Linked DNA regions of Homo sapiens: regions 1, 3, 4, 5 and 6 are each linked to region 2. A link is a contact called in ENCODE Hi-C or POLR2A ChIA-PET data. All regions are on one chromosome and are shown on one strand. The core of a region is the stretch at or near the end of the contact, and the rest is flanking DNA. Distances in the headings are between cores, read along the strand shown.

Region 1 (2,700 bases), core at 88-2,587, 610 kb before region 2:
ACTGTCATGGCTGAGTATTATATTTTATCCCACTGGTTCTAACCAGCTGATGATCAATAAATTTCAAGTGAGTGCGGGACACCAGACCCTTCCTGTACCTAACTGAAGACTCTTTGCTGACCAATGAAGATAACTTGTTTACCCATGCTCACACAAACCTATGCATTCATTCATTCTCTTTAGTTCAAAGAACCGATTTTCAACTCCAAATAACCAGAACCACATTGTAGCCCTCTTCGTAAGACTTTAAAAACTCTGACTTTTCTTACTTGGAAAACCATACAGTGAATTTCTCCTTGCCCGACATGTAAGTAAGCTTGTCATAAAAAACAACTCTGTGGGATCTTTATTTTATTATTTGACAGTTGTTAAAAGTTGAAGAACTTGGGAATTTTCTGCATCTAAACTCTCTCTCAAAGTGATCTTACCCAGTTTCATGGCTCTAAATATCATCCACATACTACTGTTACCAAATTTGTGTCTTCAGCCCAATCTCTCCCCTGAACAACAGAATACACAGAATATACATCCAACTGCCTGCTCAAAATCTCCACTTTATTGCCCAATAAGCATCTGAAACTTACCATGAGCAAGCCAAAAACCTAACCTCCCTTCCCCTAAACCCCAGGTATTCCCCATTTCAGAAAGTGTTACCAATACTCGCCTGGTTGCTTGGGCCAAAAACCAATGAGGAATCCTTAACTTCTTCCTTTTATTCACACCCCACATCAATTCATCAGCAAATCTTGATGGCTCTACCTGAATTTTACCCCTTCTCATCTTTTCCCATCTCGCATCTCTCCATTATTGCTATGAGCTCAAAGAGGGCCCCCCTTCAGTCTGTTCTCTATGTGGCAGTTAGATTGACACTGCAGCCCCTGAAATAGCTTTCAAATTTCTTGCCATAGCCTAGCCCCTAAAGGCCCCACAGGATCTGGCTCCTGATTCTGTCTCTAACCTCATTTGCAACCATTTTCCCTCATTGCTGGAGCTCAGTCCCACAGGTCTCCTTGCTCTTCCCCGAACTCACCAAGCACATTCCCACCCCAGGGCCTTTGCACTGGCAGTTCTCTCAGCCGAGGAAGCTCCTCCTACTCAGAGGTACATGGCCACTCCCTCTCTCTGTCCAGGTCCCTGTCCATAGGTCAACTTCCCAGAAAGAATTTCCCTGGTCATCCTGCTGAGAGACAACTCATTGTAAGCCACTCCCATCCCTTTGCCCTATTTCTTACACATATATGTGTTCTGTATATTGGTTTATTCATTGTGTACCTCCTGCACTAGTCACTGCTATGTCTCCATGCCTGGCACACAGCAGGCACTCAATAAATATTTGTCAAATAAATGAAATCAGCGCCCTGGAGGAAGGTGTTATCTCTGGCACTTATTAGCTGTTAACTTCAGGCTAAGCACACACTCTGCCAAACCTCAATTTTCTGAAAACGATGACGAGAATAAGAATAGGGCATATTCTAAAAATTCTCAGGGTTTTGTAAGGGCCACATGAGATAATGTGTGCATGACACAGTCTTTCAGTATCAGTCATATCATTCTTAAAATTGTATGCTCCTATCTCTGTTTTAGAATCCAAAATGAGTGGGAGTCTTGGTCTCTTTTCTATATTTAGATCATCTTGTGTCAATAATTACAACGTCCAGAAATCAAAAGTGCTCCCAGAGAGCTGCTTCGCTATTATTCACTAGTTAATCATTAACTTTGCCAAATGTACATGATCACAACTACCCAAATTGCAGCCGATTGGCACTGTGTATTTCCAATCTTTATTTTTACATGTCTCACTGCATGTCTATTTATTCCTAAGCCAATGAACATAATATAATAAATATATCATACTTGTGTCAGTATAAGTAATGAAGAGCTATGCATGTGTGATGGTTATTTACATGAATGCCCCAGGCTCACTGGCAAGCATGTTTTACAAACCTACATCAATAAAATGTAACAAATGCTCCTATTCTAAATGCTCTTTGGAACAGTTCCTACCTTGCCTGTACACGTTTTACTTATTTCTTTTCCTTCCAACAATAAAACAATCAGTGACAGTCTGCTTGTTTTTTCCCTGTTATTTGAAAACACACTTAATAATGCATTCGTTTACAATGATTTTGTGTCACACAAAGCAAAGCTTAATGTGGCCAAATAAATAGTGGTCTGGATGTCAAATCAGGCACAGCTCTCAGAGAGTACAGGGCAGGCCTGTTTTTGGGACTGGCAGCCCAGGGGAAATGGTTTGGGTATTCACTAGGCTGAGCCTGCACCTGTTCAGCAAAAGAAACCTCAGTAAATTTACATGACTCCTAGAGTTAGCGGTGATGGGCGATGTTGTTAATTTAGTCTGAAAAACAGAGATGTGATTTCAGAGAAAGGAGAGAGTTTGCAGATGCACCATTTGTCCTAAACATATAGCCCTCCCCATACCTTCTCTAGGCCTGGAAAATGAGCGGTTTGAACTCACTGCTCGCTAAGGTCCTCTCTGGTTCATACATATTTGTTTCTCTATGGTTTGCTTTCACATTTTCTTCCAGCTGGCTCATTCAGAAGGGAGCTATTAGTGTCAAGGGCGGAATTTGGATGGAATTAAACAGCTCCCACTCCACCTCACCTTTCTCTAAGCCCCATCCCATCCTGCCAGAGAAGTTTGTGCTCTTTCTTAGTAGCTCAAATATTGAAGCAAAAATT
Region 2 (2,700 bases), core at 148-2,647:
AGAGGACATTAACGATATCCTTTTGTTGCCAGAGTGGGTGGGGAGCTGAACCACCCAACAATGATAACATTGTTTCGCTGGATATTTATCAAATGGCCTAGAGAGGGTGGAATGCCTTTGGTAAGCAGGTATCCAAAGACAATAGCATAGGTCATACTGAAACCTATGTCCCAGGATGTAAGATGTTATGAGTATAAACCCTGATTCCTCTGAAGACATTGGAGAGATGCAACCGTCATCCTTGTAGTACCCGAAACATGGTATTCTGGGAGGTTGGGATTGAGGGGATGGAAAAGGGCCATTTGTCGTGGACTCTTCCTTTGATGAACTCATTTGGAATTACTATAGAAGACACCATACCCCATGGATACACGGTTTCCTGCTCCGGCCCCTCCTCTGCTAGCTTGGCTACTCAAAATCCAACTAATATTGACTGAATGTCTGCATGCCTGCTATGTATCTGGAACTCCTGAGGCACACTCGGGTCTTACTTCATTGAATCTTCAAAACTGTCCAGCAATTCAGAGACTCTTACCACAGTTTACGGTTGTGAAACTGAGGCTCAAAGCAGTTTGGGACATTAGTCCTGGACTTGCAGCTATTGAGAGGACAGGGTTCAAACCTAGCTTCACCCAAGGCCAAGTCCAGTGCTCTTCCAAGCCCCCTCCATGAAGCTTTCCAGAGAAATCCTAGCTGTGCCCAGCCATTCTAGATACTGTCCGGGAGGACACCTTAGAAGCTTAGGACAGCCTGGGTGATTCAGCCTAGAAGAACACACTAGGAGAATGGTGAGAGACCTGTGTTCTTGTCCGTTCTAATTTTAACCCGGTAGGTCCCTTCTCTAGATGTAGTTTTCTCATCTGTAAAGCTGAGAGAGTGGCTTTCTAAACCACTTCCTGTTCTGCATCTCCTCCCCATGACTGCCTGTGTACATCTGAAAGCAATGGTTCTGGGGCCTGAGTCTCAGTCTGATGTGTTTACATGTCCCTGGTTTCTTTCGGCCTGTTCCCCAAGAACGGTCTCCAGGCCCGCGCCCTCAGTGCCCCTGAGCTGCAGCTGCTTGCCTGGCCTCCCAGCCCCAACTGCACCTGTCCAGCCCGTGCTCTGGGGAAGTTAGCAAGGAATCAGGACCCTGGAAGGTGGCACAGGCTCAAGGTGGCTGCAGAGGAGGCAACTACAAGTGCTGCTGAGGGACCTCCTCCCGGCAGCCCTCCAGAATTACTGCTCCCCAAAGTAACTCTCAGGTTGTTTTAATGAAAGATAAATGCATGCTACCCTGTGCTCAGTTTTTATTTTCTAGAATGTGTGGAACAGTGAGGGAATTGTAACATCTTTTTTGTTTTGTTTTGTTTTTGAGTCAGAGTCTCACTCTGTCACCCATGCTGGAGAGTGCAGTGGTGCGATCTTGCCTCACCGCGACTTCCGGCTCCCGGTTCAAGTGATTCTCCTGTCTTAGTCTTCCGAGTAGCTGGGATTACAGGCAGGCACCACCACGCCCAGCTAATTTTTGTATTTTTAGTAGAGACAGGGTTTCACCAAGTTGGCCAGGCTGGTCTCAAACTCTTGACTTCAGGTGATTCATCCACCTCGGCCTCCCAAAATTCTGGGATTACAGGCGTCAGCCACCACACCCGGCCTGTAACATCATTTTTTAAAAATCAAACACACAGTGAGGTGGTGTCACAACTCCTCAGATGGCTGAGAATTGTTAGGAAATGCAACCCTGTGGCTCAGACTCCACACTCAACTGCTCTCTGGAAGCATCACCTGTGCCCAACCTCACCTCAGTAGCGGAGAATTGCTGGATCAGTATACAGACTAGCGGAGTGGTTGGGAGAGTAGGAGCCGCTCTGAAGGGATCAAGCCTCAACTGGATGCAGGAATTCCGGTGGTTTATTAGCAAGAGAAGGCACTTGGAGGTGCAAGGAGTGCAATACTGAACAAAACAGCCACAGTCCTTACCCTCGTGGAGCTTAGAGTTGTCAGGGAAGGATATGGACAGTAAACAGGTAAAGTAATAAATATATATGTAATCTAAAATTGAGAAAATGCTACAAAGGTCAGAAGCAGAGTGTGTGATGGAGAATAAGGGTGTTTTTGGGTTGGAGAGAGGGACTTCCACTGAAGCAATGTTGTCAAGGATGATCCATTTGAAGGGGTAACATGTAAGCTGAGAGCTGAAAGTCAAGGAATCAACTGGGCTACAAACTGGAAAAAGAGCCAGAGGCAAGGCCAAAGGCCCCAAAAGAGGGTTCAGCAAACATTCGGTGCAGGGCCAGATAGTAAATACCTTTGGCTTCATGGTCCATCAATCTCTGTCATGCCTGTGTTCCAATAAAACTTTATTTATAAAACAGAAGCAGGAAGTATTCTGCCAATTCCTGCCCTGAAACAATAAAGCATGCATTGTGTGTTAGGAAAGAATGAGGCTGGCTAGCCGGGCCAGGGAGGAAGGGGAGGGTTTCAAGGTGAGGTGGAAAAGACAGGAGTGAGGTCATGGAAGGCTTTGTAGAACATGGAAAAGACTTCGGATTTATTGTAAAAAGCCACTGCAGGGTTTTAAAGCAGCCAAGAGACATGACTTGATTTATACTGTGAAAGATTACTCTGGTTACTGTGTAAAGAAAGAACTGGAGAGAGGAAAGGGAGGAGGCAGGAAGACCCTCTTGGAATCTACTGTAATAGCCATGGGAGAGATGC
Region 3 (2,700 bases), core at 94-2,593, 590 kb before region 2:
TGTTATGCTAAAAGAAACCACAGTCCCTGAGATGAATCTCACACAGCCCTCTATTCCTCACAGAATCTCAAGGTTGGAAAGTACTGTAGGAAGCCACCAAGTCCAGGTCCCTTCTCAAAGCCCTTGGCAATGACATCTGACCTTTCCTTCACTAGTTCCAAGTGTGTGTGTTTGTTGAGTGGGGGAGGTCACTCTATTTCATGAGTGGCCAGTGCTGACTGATGGAAAAGCCCTCCTCAATTAAAACTCCAGCTTGACCTCTCTCAAACTGTCCTATGGAAAACTAGAGGGAAAACAGCCCATTTCTTCTCCTCTAATCAGGGCTTTATTCACAACAATATGTTCCAACTAGTCTGAAAGTTTACAAACTTATCTTTGAAACAGGTGCTCTTAAGAAAGATCATTTTCATATTCAAATCTAAAAACAAATTTCAGAAACAATTGTCTACAGGTAGGAGACATTAAAAAATAATTGTTTAATGAATGAATGAATGAGTTTACTCACACCAATAAAAATGGAAGTTTCCTTTACTATTGAGTTACCATCAGGATACATCGGTTTTGGAGTGACAGGAGGAGAGCATCTCTTGGACCTCAGAGAGGGGCTGATGTCTCTGTCTCCCTTCCCACCCCATCCTGGGAGACAGGTAGAAGCATCAGTTTACATTTTTATCCCCTCAATGTCCAGCACAGGACCTAGCACAGAGTGAATGCTCAATAAATACTCCAAAGAATTTCCAGTAATGGAAAGAGCCCCAGAGACCATTTGGCCCAATCATTTTCCTCCCAGAAATATAAAAGAGAAACAAGTCAGTAATTTCTTGTGGGTTCCTAGAAAGCCCCTCCCCCACCACCAAATCCAATACCTTTTCATCTGCTTTTGATGCCTAAAGTTCCTTTGATGGAAGTCTAGAGCCTGTCATGGCACACATTGTCAAGCTTTCCCTTCTAAAGTGGCAAGGTCCAAAGGAAAGATAAATTAACCTCAACTCACACTAAGGTATAAAGGACAGTGGGCAGACCTTTCTGGAAAGCTACATAAAACTAACTAGCAACGAAAGAATGAGTCATGTGAATCCTAAATCTCTGCTTCTCTGAGCTAGGTATCATCTAAGCTGATGAGATTGCCTACCTGTCTCCTCTGGGAAAACAAAAAAGCAGTTTGGAAGGGCGGTCAAGTGGACTTCCCTTCTTAAAGGGGTTGCAAGACCCACAACAAGAGATCCACATGGTGCCTTTGATGTGACACTCGTTAGGTGTGGATCAGCTCTCCAGTGCTTTGCAAAGACATCTGTTACCCTGTTAATCACATCCTGGACAAGCTCCAGGATGTCTGAGTCAGGACCCATGGGACACTAGTACTTTTTTAAGAGCCCTTGGTCTACCCTAGAATGACACTTTCTACTCAAGGGTGTGTTGACTAAACTATGAATCAGCAGCCCACACATAGCAAGTGCTCTAAGCATATGGCCCTTGGCAATGCTTCTCAAATGTTAATGTGTGTATGAATCACCTGGTGATCATATTGGAAATGCAGGTTCTGATTAAGTGTCTGGGGTGGAGCCTAAAATTCTGCATCTCTAACAAGCTCCCAGGTGATGAACATGCCGCTGGTCAAACACTATACATTGAATAGGAAGGTTATTTCTAAAATTCACTGGGTGAAAGAAGCCCGTGGGAAGCATGTTGAACAGACACAATCCCAGGTCACCAACCTCAAAGGTTTTGATTCAGAAAAACTGAAATGGGACCATAGTGTATACATATTTAATAGGTATCCCTCAGTGATTCAGAAGAAGGCGCTTAGTCGATGGTACTTTAAGAGATACTAACATATCACTTTTTTTTTTTGAATCACAGTCTCACTCTGTCACCCAGGCTGGAATGCAGTGGCACGATCAAGGCTCACTGCAACCTCTGCCTCCTGGGTTCAAGCGATTCTCGTGCCTCAGCCTCCCAAGTAGTTGGGATTACAGTCGCGAGCCATTACTCCTGGCTAATTTTTGTATTTTTAGTAGAGATGGGGTTTTGCCATGTTGGCCAGCTGGTCTTGAACCCCTGACCTCAAGTGATCCACCTGCCTTGGCCTCCCAAAGTAAGAGATACTAACATATCTCTTGAATGATCATACTGAAGGTGTGTCCTCTGGCCTGTTACAGAAGAGAAATACCTGACATCCACGCCTCCTGACCACTTAGGACAGTGACTGTCAAACTCCAAGGCACATCAAAGTCACCTGGAGGGCTTATTAAAGCTCAAAGAGCTGCCCTCAGTCCCCAGGGTTTCTGATTCAGTAGGTCTGGGGTGGAGCCCAAGAATTCACATTGCTAACCAGTTTTCCAGGAAATGCTAACATTGGTGGTTTGGAGGTCATGCTCTGAGAACCTGTGATATAGATGAAAGGTAACCTTTTAAAAATCACCAGAGGAGCTTTTCAACCCACACTCATTATGAAATGCTTGGGGACACCAACCTATGTCTTTTACAAACAGCACTTCAGTTGCTAAGCACCCACTCAGAGAACAAATACTCCAAAGGAAAGGCCCCTTAATCCTGAATAGATAATAGTTTTAAATAAATATTCTTAGGACCCCAGAGAGACATGTGGGACTGCTGACCAACTAGACCCAGGGGTCTCAGACAGGGAAGACCTCAGGCCCAAACCCAAGGAAAGGCCTAACAGTTGCTGAGCAGGAGGGA
Region 4 (2,700 bases), core at 199-2,698, 880 kb after region 2:
GATAACCATTTATACAATGAAATACTTCACAGCTCTGAACAAACAAGAATTACATGCTGCAATATGATGAGATTCACAAACAATATTAAGTAGAAAAAATCCAGACACAAAAACTCTTTGATTCCATTTACATAACTTTCAAAAGTGACAAAACCAATCTATATGTTAGAAATTAGCTTAGTGGTTACCCTTGAGGTCGAGCGATCTATCACCAAACCAATTATACCACTGATAGTTACATCAATTCCATTCCTTTTCTACTGCTTGTTTTGATGGTCAGGAGAGAGATTTACAAGGGAGTTTGAAAAGTGGGAGAATCAATTCATTTAAACAAGGCTTTATTGCATGCTTCCCCATGGGCCAGGCATTGCCCTAGATGGTAGGGGTACAGGATGGATTAGACAGAATTTCTGCCCTCGAGGAAGTCACAGTCCAACGACCAGGCTCACACTCTAGAAAGGGCCCTCACTCTTCAGCATGAGGTGCCCACTCTGTGAAATGGCCAGTACCTAACTCATCCAAGAATTCTCCCCCTAGAAAGTCAAAGACACCCCTCACCCTATCAGGCCTGGAAGATGTACCCAGGCTGAAACACTTAGGTACCACCCACCAAAACATTGTCACCCTGTGCCTCCATAGGAGAGGGTTATAAGCTGAACTGAGAGCCGACTACCTCGCTCTGGAGTCCTCCAGAGCTTTGAGGAGTGATTTCCAGTGCCCATAGGCCAGCAGACCACTCAGACAAGGGCAATTTCGAGATTTCTAATCTAGGCAAGGGCCGTGCCAAGCACCACACTGACAGCTATCATTTGAGGCAATATTTCACTCTTATAGTGTGGTCACCGTCCCAGTGTGTTTTTCACATCTAATTTCATACAGGAAGTCAGCCCAGCCTCACTGCTTATCAGAACAGAGAACAGTCGGCCTCCTTGACTCTGAGGATCCCATAAGGCCTCAGTGATAAGCTGGCTGCCCCCAGATTCCTTCTCATCAGGAGGCTCAGGAGACAACTGGGATGGCCTATGTTCTGGGAAATGACAGCACCTAGCAGCATCAGTAACTCTACCAAATGACTTCGAGAGAAACCAGAGCTGGAGGGACCTCAGAAATTACCCAGGCCCAAAGATACTCCCATCTTTTTTTTTAAATGAGGAGATTGGGGCCAAAGGGCTGAAGTCTATTCCTCAAGGTCACACTAATAAGTGATGGCAAAACTGAGGACAAAATTGAAATCTCCAGACTCCAGGGTTTTTTCTGTATACACTCACCTGCAAAGCTCAAACCAGGAGAAGCAAATACCATCCTCTCACCTTCTAAACCCAGACCCTGTAGAGTCTCATAGGGCCTCTGGGCTAACTTGGACCCACCCTTGGAACTAAAGAAATTTACCTGCACAGGAGATTTTGCTTCTTTAAGCGCCTGGGCAAGCTCTAATCCCGGTGCAGTCAGAAGCATGCAGCCTGAAACCACCTCTTATATATGGGTCCTTTCTACACATGGTGTTTAGCCAAGAATTTGCGACCCCACCTCCCAGGACCTTGGTTCCTCCCCACTGTGTGTTCTCTGGAAGGGAGTGGAGTACCCAGGGCTTTGCGACTGGATTACACAAATCCAATTATTTCTTTAGAACACCATACAGAGAAAGCCTGTTTCAGTAATGCCTTAATGAGAGAGAGTTAGTCATCTTCTCACTTCCAACCCTGGGGAGGGTACTTTCAGGTGTGACCTAGAAAAGCATTTCACTGCAGGAGCACATGATACTGCTTGCTCACCTCCCCACAACTCCCAGGACACCAAAGAACCAAGACAGAGATTCCTGTACATCCCTATGTTTAAACTAACATTGACAGAAGCCTGGAAAGTATTTTCAAGAGGTGGCTGTGGGTTTTCTTTTATGGTTGTCAGAGTCTGAGGCAGCCCTCAGGGATGTTTCCTGCTAAGGAGGAAATCTGTGATTCATTTGTGCTATTGAGATCGCTCCCTCTTCCTTCCCAACCTACTTTCCAAATCCCCCATTTTGGCCATCTGGGACTCAGAACATTGACCTCCCACTGGTTGTCTCCTCACAGTTCACCTTGGGTCCCGTTGCTCCAAATCTGGTTGTTCTTCCCTTAAAGCATTTCTTAGCCCTCCTGTGGTTGCTCTAGACTTCTTCACTCCCTCCCCACCCCCACCCCCAAATCCTTCTCCTAGGTTCCCACCACCACTTGCACAGATTTCCATCATAGCAGCTTAGTTGGTTCCAGCTTGCCTGCCTCCACGCTTGCACACCTAGGATCCCCAGAACCCAGAACCATGCCTAGTACCCAGGAGGTGCTCAATATGTGTCAGTGGAATCAGAGTCCCTTGCCTGTGGAAATCCTCTGTCCTCTTCCTCCCCGCCTGCTTCTTGGCCTCTGCCTTGACTCTAATCTCTCCAACTCAATCATTTTGTGTGATTATCACTCCACCCATTTTATTAGTACTGATAAATTAACTAATATTGATAATAATAGCCAACACGTTTTGAGCACTTATGACATGCCAAGCACAATGCTAAGCACATTGCATGCAGAATCTCATGGAATCTTCACAACTTTGTGAGGTAGTGCTATTATTATCCACATTCTACAAAAAGAAAACGGAGGCACAGCATGGCAACTCGCCCAAGATAACCGCAGCCAGTAAACAGCAGAGATGGGGCTAAAGTCCCAGGGTGTC
Region 5 (2,700 bases), core at 86-2,585, 920 kb after region 2:
GTGGAGGGTCCCTACTGCCCTCCTGCTGTGAGCTGTTTGCAGAGGTGGGGGTTGGGGATTTTCTTAGCCCTCTGGCCCCTCCCTACCCACAGCTCTGAGGGACTGCCTTTGGGAGGTGACAGCAGCCTTGCCATGCGCTGTGCTGAAGGGAAGATAAAAATAGGCTGGAGCCATCCCTGGGAAGGGAAGGATGGACAGAGGGATGTAGGAAGGAGGGGAGTAGTGCGGGCTGCAGGCTTCACCTGAAGTGGGAATGCTTAGGCTTCCCGGGCTCCAGTGAGGAGCTGGCTGTGCCTGCGTGCCAGGGAGGGAGGGAGGGAGGCAGGGAGCGGCCAGGTGCAGAACGGCTGGATGGCTGACAGCTGGGTCATCTGGCCTCACGACTTGCCAACTGTTTGACTCTCTCCTCTCTGAACCTCAGTTTCCTCCCCTGGAAGTGAGAACGATACTCCTCGCGCTGCCTGCCTCAGAGCGTGTCGTGAGGGTGACATGAGATAATGACATGAACATCTTACCGTCTGCAGCAAGCACTGAACTTCGAGTTGGAGGCTAGGGGTCGTGTCTCATGGGTGGTATTGGCTGAGTCACTTAACTCCTAGAGTTTGCGTGAACATCTCCGAGGGAGGGTTGATGATGCCCCTGCCCACTGGGCAGAGCAGCCTCTGAAGCACTTTCCTGGGCCTTGTCTCTGAGCCGAGACAGGACACCTGTGTTCAAAAGAGAAGGCAAAATCTAGTTCACACCAGGCCCTCGATGACGCACCCATCAGGAACTATCCTCAGGATGGCACCTGGAGATACTGGGCCAGCTCTGCCCCTTCCTGAGCCTCAGTTTCCCTATCTGTAAATCAGGAAGTTGGACCATTGATGGCTAAGCTCCTCGTAGCCTCATAGGTCTACGCCACAGGAGCAGGGGGAGAAGGCTCAGGTGTTAGTTGAGCTGTATATTCATTGAGCAGCTGACAGATCTTGGAGAAAATCACATGGCAATGGGAATGCTTGGAAGCACTTCATTTACCAAAGACAGAGGAGCTGAAAATGGAGTAGTACTGGCATCCGGGTAACCAAAGGAGGGTTTGACCTTCCTTTGTTTGTTAGAATTCTCTTACAGCCACCAGGGAAACATTACAGGGGTCCTCCAGGAAGCTTTAGGGCAGCAAGTTTTCCCGACCGTCTGATCCCATCCCCCTACCCCCTGTGGCAGTGCCTCCACACGTCCTAAATATGTACCCCACTGGGTGTTCACTAGATGCCACAGGGTGGGGGAAAGGCTTTTTAAACCTAGCTCCGTTGGCTCCATTCATCCTCATCCCCCACCCCATCGATGCCTGCTACTTAGTCTGAAATGACAGCCTTTGAAAGTGAAAGCCAACTCGGTGCAGTGGTTCATAGCACTGACTCCAGGGCTACCTTCCTGGACTTGAGTCCCAGCCCATTGCTTACCAGCTGGGTGACCTTAGACAAGTTCCTTTATCTGTTTGTATCTCTGGTTACTCCTCAGAGAAGTGGGGCTGATATTAGTGTCTAATGACCCTACACAGAGTCATCGTGAGGATTAAAGGAATGAATGATTATAAAGTACTTAGGTCAGTGCTGAACACCTTTTGAATGCTATTGTTATTTTTATGGGCCAGTGGTATTCAAAGTGTGGCCCTTGGACCAACAGCATCAGAATCTCCTGGGAGCTTGTTAGAAATGCTCTGCGCCAGACCTACTGAATCAGAAACTTTGGGGATAGAGTCCAACCATCTGGGTTTTAAGAAGCCCTGGGGGGATTCTGATGGAGGCTAAGTCAGGACCCCTGTTAAAGACAGTCAGAGCTTCTTAAGTCTGACTCACTCACAAGGCAGTTGCCTGATGATCTTGCCTGGTCTCTAGCCTCCCTCTGTGAGGCAGGGCAGGCTTTTTCCTAATGATTTGGTTTCCCATTCGATGGTGGCAATGAGCTTTGGGTCCCCAGTGTGTGTCACCTTGGAACCCTTGTGCTATGGGGAGCCAGGATGGTTGGTCACTTTAGTACCCAAGAAAGGGCTCCTACCTTGGTGCCAGAGGTATGCCACGGGGGAGTGGCAGGAGGAGAGGCTGAGAACCCTGCTCAGACTCAGAATGGGAAAGCCTAACACCTCCATCTTCATGCGACTGCTGCTGCTCATGGGCTGTGTGCCCTTCGACAAATCACTTGACTTCTCTGAGCCCCACTTCCTTATCTCTTGTCTTCCTATTTTATGTAAGAGGAGCCTGAGACACAGAGGTAAGACCTACTGGGGCTCTGGGTGTCAGTGAATGTATAGACTATTGGTCCACCCTCCTACTTCAGCTCCTACTGGATCCACAGCTACTTGGGATTGAGCAGAACAACTTCTCTGGGGCTCCTGTAACCAGTCTGACCTAAAGCAGCTTAGTGCTAGATAACCAAGATGCGGGTGGCCAGAGTTCCAGTCACATCCTAAGGAAGAAACCCCTTGTGGTTTCAAGAGTTGGGAATTTTGTGCTGCAGCTGATTACAAAGGAAAGAGCCTGAGTGAGAACAAGATGTTTTTATAACAAGAATTGCAGATTTCTTCCAGACCAGTGACAGGCATGGTCTGAACCATCATCAGTATCTACTTTTTAGTGTTTCATTGTTTTCAGACCTTAGAAAGAATTTCTGGGTCTTTGTGTCAGATTAGGTGTCCAGACTTTCTTTTCCAGCGGGCTGCTA
Region 6 (2,700 bases), core at 40-2,539, 980 kb after region 2:
CCTGAACTACCTTCCCACCCAGAGCTCATAAAGGCAGACTCCAGCCTGCAAATGCTCTCAGAATAGCATTTGCTCAGAATAGCAGGTGCTCTTAACACCTGGCAGAGAGGGGCCCCATTCTCTTTGGGCATTTTCCATCAATTTGTATCTGCAGACCACATGCATCAGAATCACCTCCAGGGCTTGTTTAAAATTCAGATTCTTGGGTCTCACTCTAGATTTATTTAACCAGAATCTCTGCAAGGGGGGCCCTGAACCTGCATTTTCAATAACCAGCTCAGATGATTCAGAGCTCTTGTCAAGCCTTCTCAGGGTATAACATTTAACCCCGGGGAATACTGGGAGGATGGTTCCGATAAGCCACTCACTGATCCTCCTTTAATGTTTATACAATTTCATTTTTACATCAAAAGATCATTTACCAAACACCTACCTAGTGAGTTATTGAGTTTATTACTATTATTTGGAACTCATAAACTCACATGAGGAATTTTGTCAGGCTTAAAGGGGGTGCCAACCCACTCTTCTGCCCAGAGTTACCTGCAGCAGCAAGCCATCCTGCAGACTTCCATGGGGTAAGTGTCCACAAAAGTCACTGGAAGTCCCCATTGGTAGTCATTTAGAAGGACGCAGTGTAATCAAAGGACCATCACTGTTGTCTTGAATGGGTCGTGATTTAAAATTGCTGGTCTTTTTGGTCTTTAATGATAATTTATATTTGTTTCATCACTATCAATTTGTTTTCTATGGGTGATATGGTTCACCCTACAGTATGTAGGCAAGCAGGTTGGCATCAGTATAAACCATGGCCTACACATTCCTAATAACTAGAACTTAAGGCACGCAGCTTGCTGTTCAAATATAAATAACCTCAAAGCCAAAGCAGATGTGTGTATACGTAATCCCTTCAAAATCTGCATGAGATTGATATTTCATCATAGTAAGCGTGTTCATTTCCCACATGAAATTGTAAAGGCAGTGGCTAGGATAGTGGTGCCAGCAGAGACATTTAAGCAGCCCTGAGCCAGGCTCTGAGCAGAGCTCTTGTCATTTTTCCTTTTTTTTTTTGCTTTGGGAAGAAAAAGATATCTTCCCCTGGCACCCTAGGCCCACCTCCTTCAGGCAGAATTGCCAGTTCCTCTGGCCCCTGCCTCACCCCCTTCCAGAGTTCTCTCTACTTAACTCCACCCTCAGGCTCCACCCTTGAAGGGCACAGCCCAGCTGTACTGAGTTGAGGTTTTTCTGACCCTCAGAAATAAGCAGTTAGCAACATCCCCAGCGCCTGTCTTCTTTCTGCTCTTCCCAGGGGGCCCTTGACTCACCACCAACCCACAGGGGAAACCACAGAGCACAGCAGCCCAGCGCCGACTGCACCTCCCCGGAAAAGTTCCTGGAGGTTCAAGAATGGCTCCTCTATGTTGACTCCCTGTCTCATCTCAGGTGCCATGCTGGACTTTTATATACGGGGTCTTAACCCCCCACCACAGCACAAGCCAGCAAGGTGGGGCTTCATGCAAATGAGGCGGCTGAGGGCCAAAGCAGTGTGGTGGCCACCCCTCACCAAACTGAGCCTGTTCCCAGTAACTACTCCCTTTACCGTCCCATGCTGGAGGCCAGCGCCCAGCCAGCTCCTCTCTGTGCCTTTTTTTTTTTTTTTTTGGTTTTTATTACATCCAATCCCATTTATGTGAATGTGCACAAAAACAGCAAGATCTTGCTGGTTTGGAACTAGGACATACTTAATTTTAAAAAATATTGAGGATTATTTACACATAGTGAAATGCATAGCTCTTAAGTGAACCATTCAATGAGCTCTCGGGTGCAGCTGGACCAAGTTAACAACAAAGCAGTACACAGGGGTTTAGCTAAGAGGCCAGGATGAAGAAACTAGGAAAGGAGCCACTCACCCTCACACAGCTGTACCACCCCAAGTTCCCCTTCGCATTCCCACTGAGGGCCTGCTGACATCCTGTTTAACATGACTGTCAAAACAACTCTTGTTATGCTATCTCAGCCATGTTTATGAGAGCAAAACCACTTGGGAGTAAGCCAAATGTCCATTAAATAAACTACAGTGCCATCCATACAATAGAAAATACCATTGAGAAAGAACATTAATAGACACGGAAAGCTGCCTGTTAAAGGCACCTCATAAAACACCAGTGTTAACAGTTGTTCTGAGTGTCCGGATTATGGGCAACTATTATATTCTTCTTCTGATTTGCCAGTACTTTGTGCAACAAATGTAATAGTAAATAAATTTTATTTGTTGAAGGTGCTTGGCTCTACATTGTTACATCTGGAGGAACAGGGTGTACACAGGAAGTGTAGAAACGCTACAACAGCAATCTCCCTGACAGAACTGAGATGAGCAGCGGGGAACGCCTACATGCCCTAGGACAGGAATCTGTGGCTGGCTTTCTCTGGTTCAGAAGGTCTTACTCTGTGCAAGAGCTTGCACACATATCTCATCATTTGGAGGAAACTAACTGGTTAGCACCCCAGGCAAGGCTGGCTGTTCTCACTGCCCCTTCCATGTGGTTTACTGCCTCTATGGTTTTGTTCTTCCCACTCCCTCTTGCTGAAGAGCCCTCTGGCATGGCTCAGCAGATGTAAAGTCTATCCATACTGAGGCAGGATAATGGCCCCTCAAAGATGCCCCAATCCCTGCATCTTGTAAATATATCATGTTGCATTGCA

Evidence for each region. Hi-C counts contacts between places; a loop is a spot of excess contacts on that map. ChIA-PET counts read pairs that join two places held with the same protein, here RNA polymerase II (POLR2A). Pooled maps may share reads with other maps.
Region 1: a map with no recorded cell type shows a loop between it and region 2 (22-fold over the local background). The contact joins two enhancer-like sites. A Hi-C loop is called at or near these places in 2 of 37 single-sample maps with no recorded cell type and 3 of 50 pooled maps.
Region 3: a loop to region 2 is called in a pooled map, with 6 times the contacts of the local background. The contact joins two enhancer-like sites. A Hi-C loop is called at or near these places in 2 of 37 single-sample maps with no recorded cell type and 2 of 50 pooled maps.
Region 4: a map with no recorded cell type shows a loop between it and region 2 (13-fold over the local background). The contact joins the promoter of CAPN14 here to the enhancer-like site in region 2. A Hi-C loop is called at or near these places in 1 of 168 maps with a recorded cell type or tissue (HepG2), 13 of 37 single-sample maps with no recorded cell type and 5 of 50 pooled maps.
Region 5: a pooled map shows a loop between it and region 2 (11-fold over the local background). The contact joins two enhancer-like sites. A Hi-C loop is called at or near these places in 7 of 37 single-sample maps with no recorded cell type and 4 of 50 pooled maps.
Region 6: a pooled map shows a loop between it and region 2 (12-fold over the local background). The contact joins two enhancer-like sites. A Hi-C loop is called at or near these places in 3 of 37 single-sample maps with no recorded cell type and 6 of 50 pooled maps. POLR2A ChIA-PET finds 5 or more read pairs at or near these places in 1 of 52 experiments (AG04449).

The regions. Positions count from the first base shown.
Region 1 is chr2:29,722,219-29,724,918 of GRCh38, forward strand. All of the region lies in intron 1 of ALK (ALK receptor tyrosine kinase), which reads right to left. Among named protein-coding and RNA genes, the nearest start is that of ALK, 200 kb to the right of the region's middle. Within about 2 kb of position 1,338, at least 3 of the 41 ENCODE cell types and tissues checked have a DNase peak (open chromatin) inside an H3K27ac peak, as active enhancers do.
Region 2 is chr2:30,336,339-30,339,038 of GRCh38, forward strand. No RefSeq gene overlaps it. Among named protein-coding and RNA genes, the nearest start is that of LINC01936, 9.0 kb to the right of the region's middle. RefSeq lists enhancers at 1-51, 912-1,101, 1,482-1,721. Within about 2 kb of position 1,398, at least 9 of the 41 ENCODE cell types and tissues checked have a DNase peak (open chromatin) inside an H3K27ac peak, as active enhancers do.
Region 3 is chr2:29,746,913-29,749,612 of GRCh38, forward strand. The region is part of intron 1 of ALK (ALK receptor tyrosine kinase); the gene reads right to left. Among named protein-coding and RNA genes, the nearest start is that of ALK, 170 kb to the right of the region's middle. Within about 2 kb of position 1,344, at least 3 of the 41 ENCODE cell types and tissues checked have a DNase peak (open chromatin) inside an H3K27ac peak, as active enhancers do.
Region 4 is chr2:31,216,067-31,218,766 of GRCh38, forward strand. CAPN14 (calpain 14) reads right to left here and starts at 1,449. Exons shown (of 22, transcript NM_001145122.2): 1 at 1,390-1,449.
Region 5 is chr2:31,257,141-31,259,840 of GRCh38, forward strand. The region is part of intron 3 of EHD3 (EH domain containing 3); the gene reads left to right. LOC124905983 (a long non-coding RNA gene) reads right to left here. Exons shown (of 4, transcript XR_007086270.1): 2 at 516-707. Among named protein-coding and RNA genes, the nearest start is that of EHD3, 24 kb to the left of the region's middle. RefSeq lists an enhancer at 1-29. Within about 2 kb of position 1,336, at least 2 of the 41 ENCODE cell types and tissues checked have a DNase peak (open chromatin) inside an H3K27ac peak, as active enhancers do.
Region 6 is chr2:31,317,587-31,320,286 of GRCh38, forward strand. No RefSeq gene overlaps it. Among named protein-coding and RNA genes, the nearest start is that of EHD3, 85 kb to the left of the region's middle. RefSeq lists a silencer at 1,200-1,269. Within about 2 kb of position 1,290, at least 20 of the 41 ENCODE cell types and tissues checked have a DNase peak (open chromatin) inside an H3K27ac peak, as active enhancers do.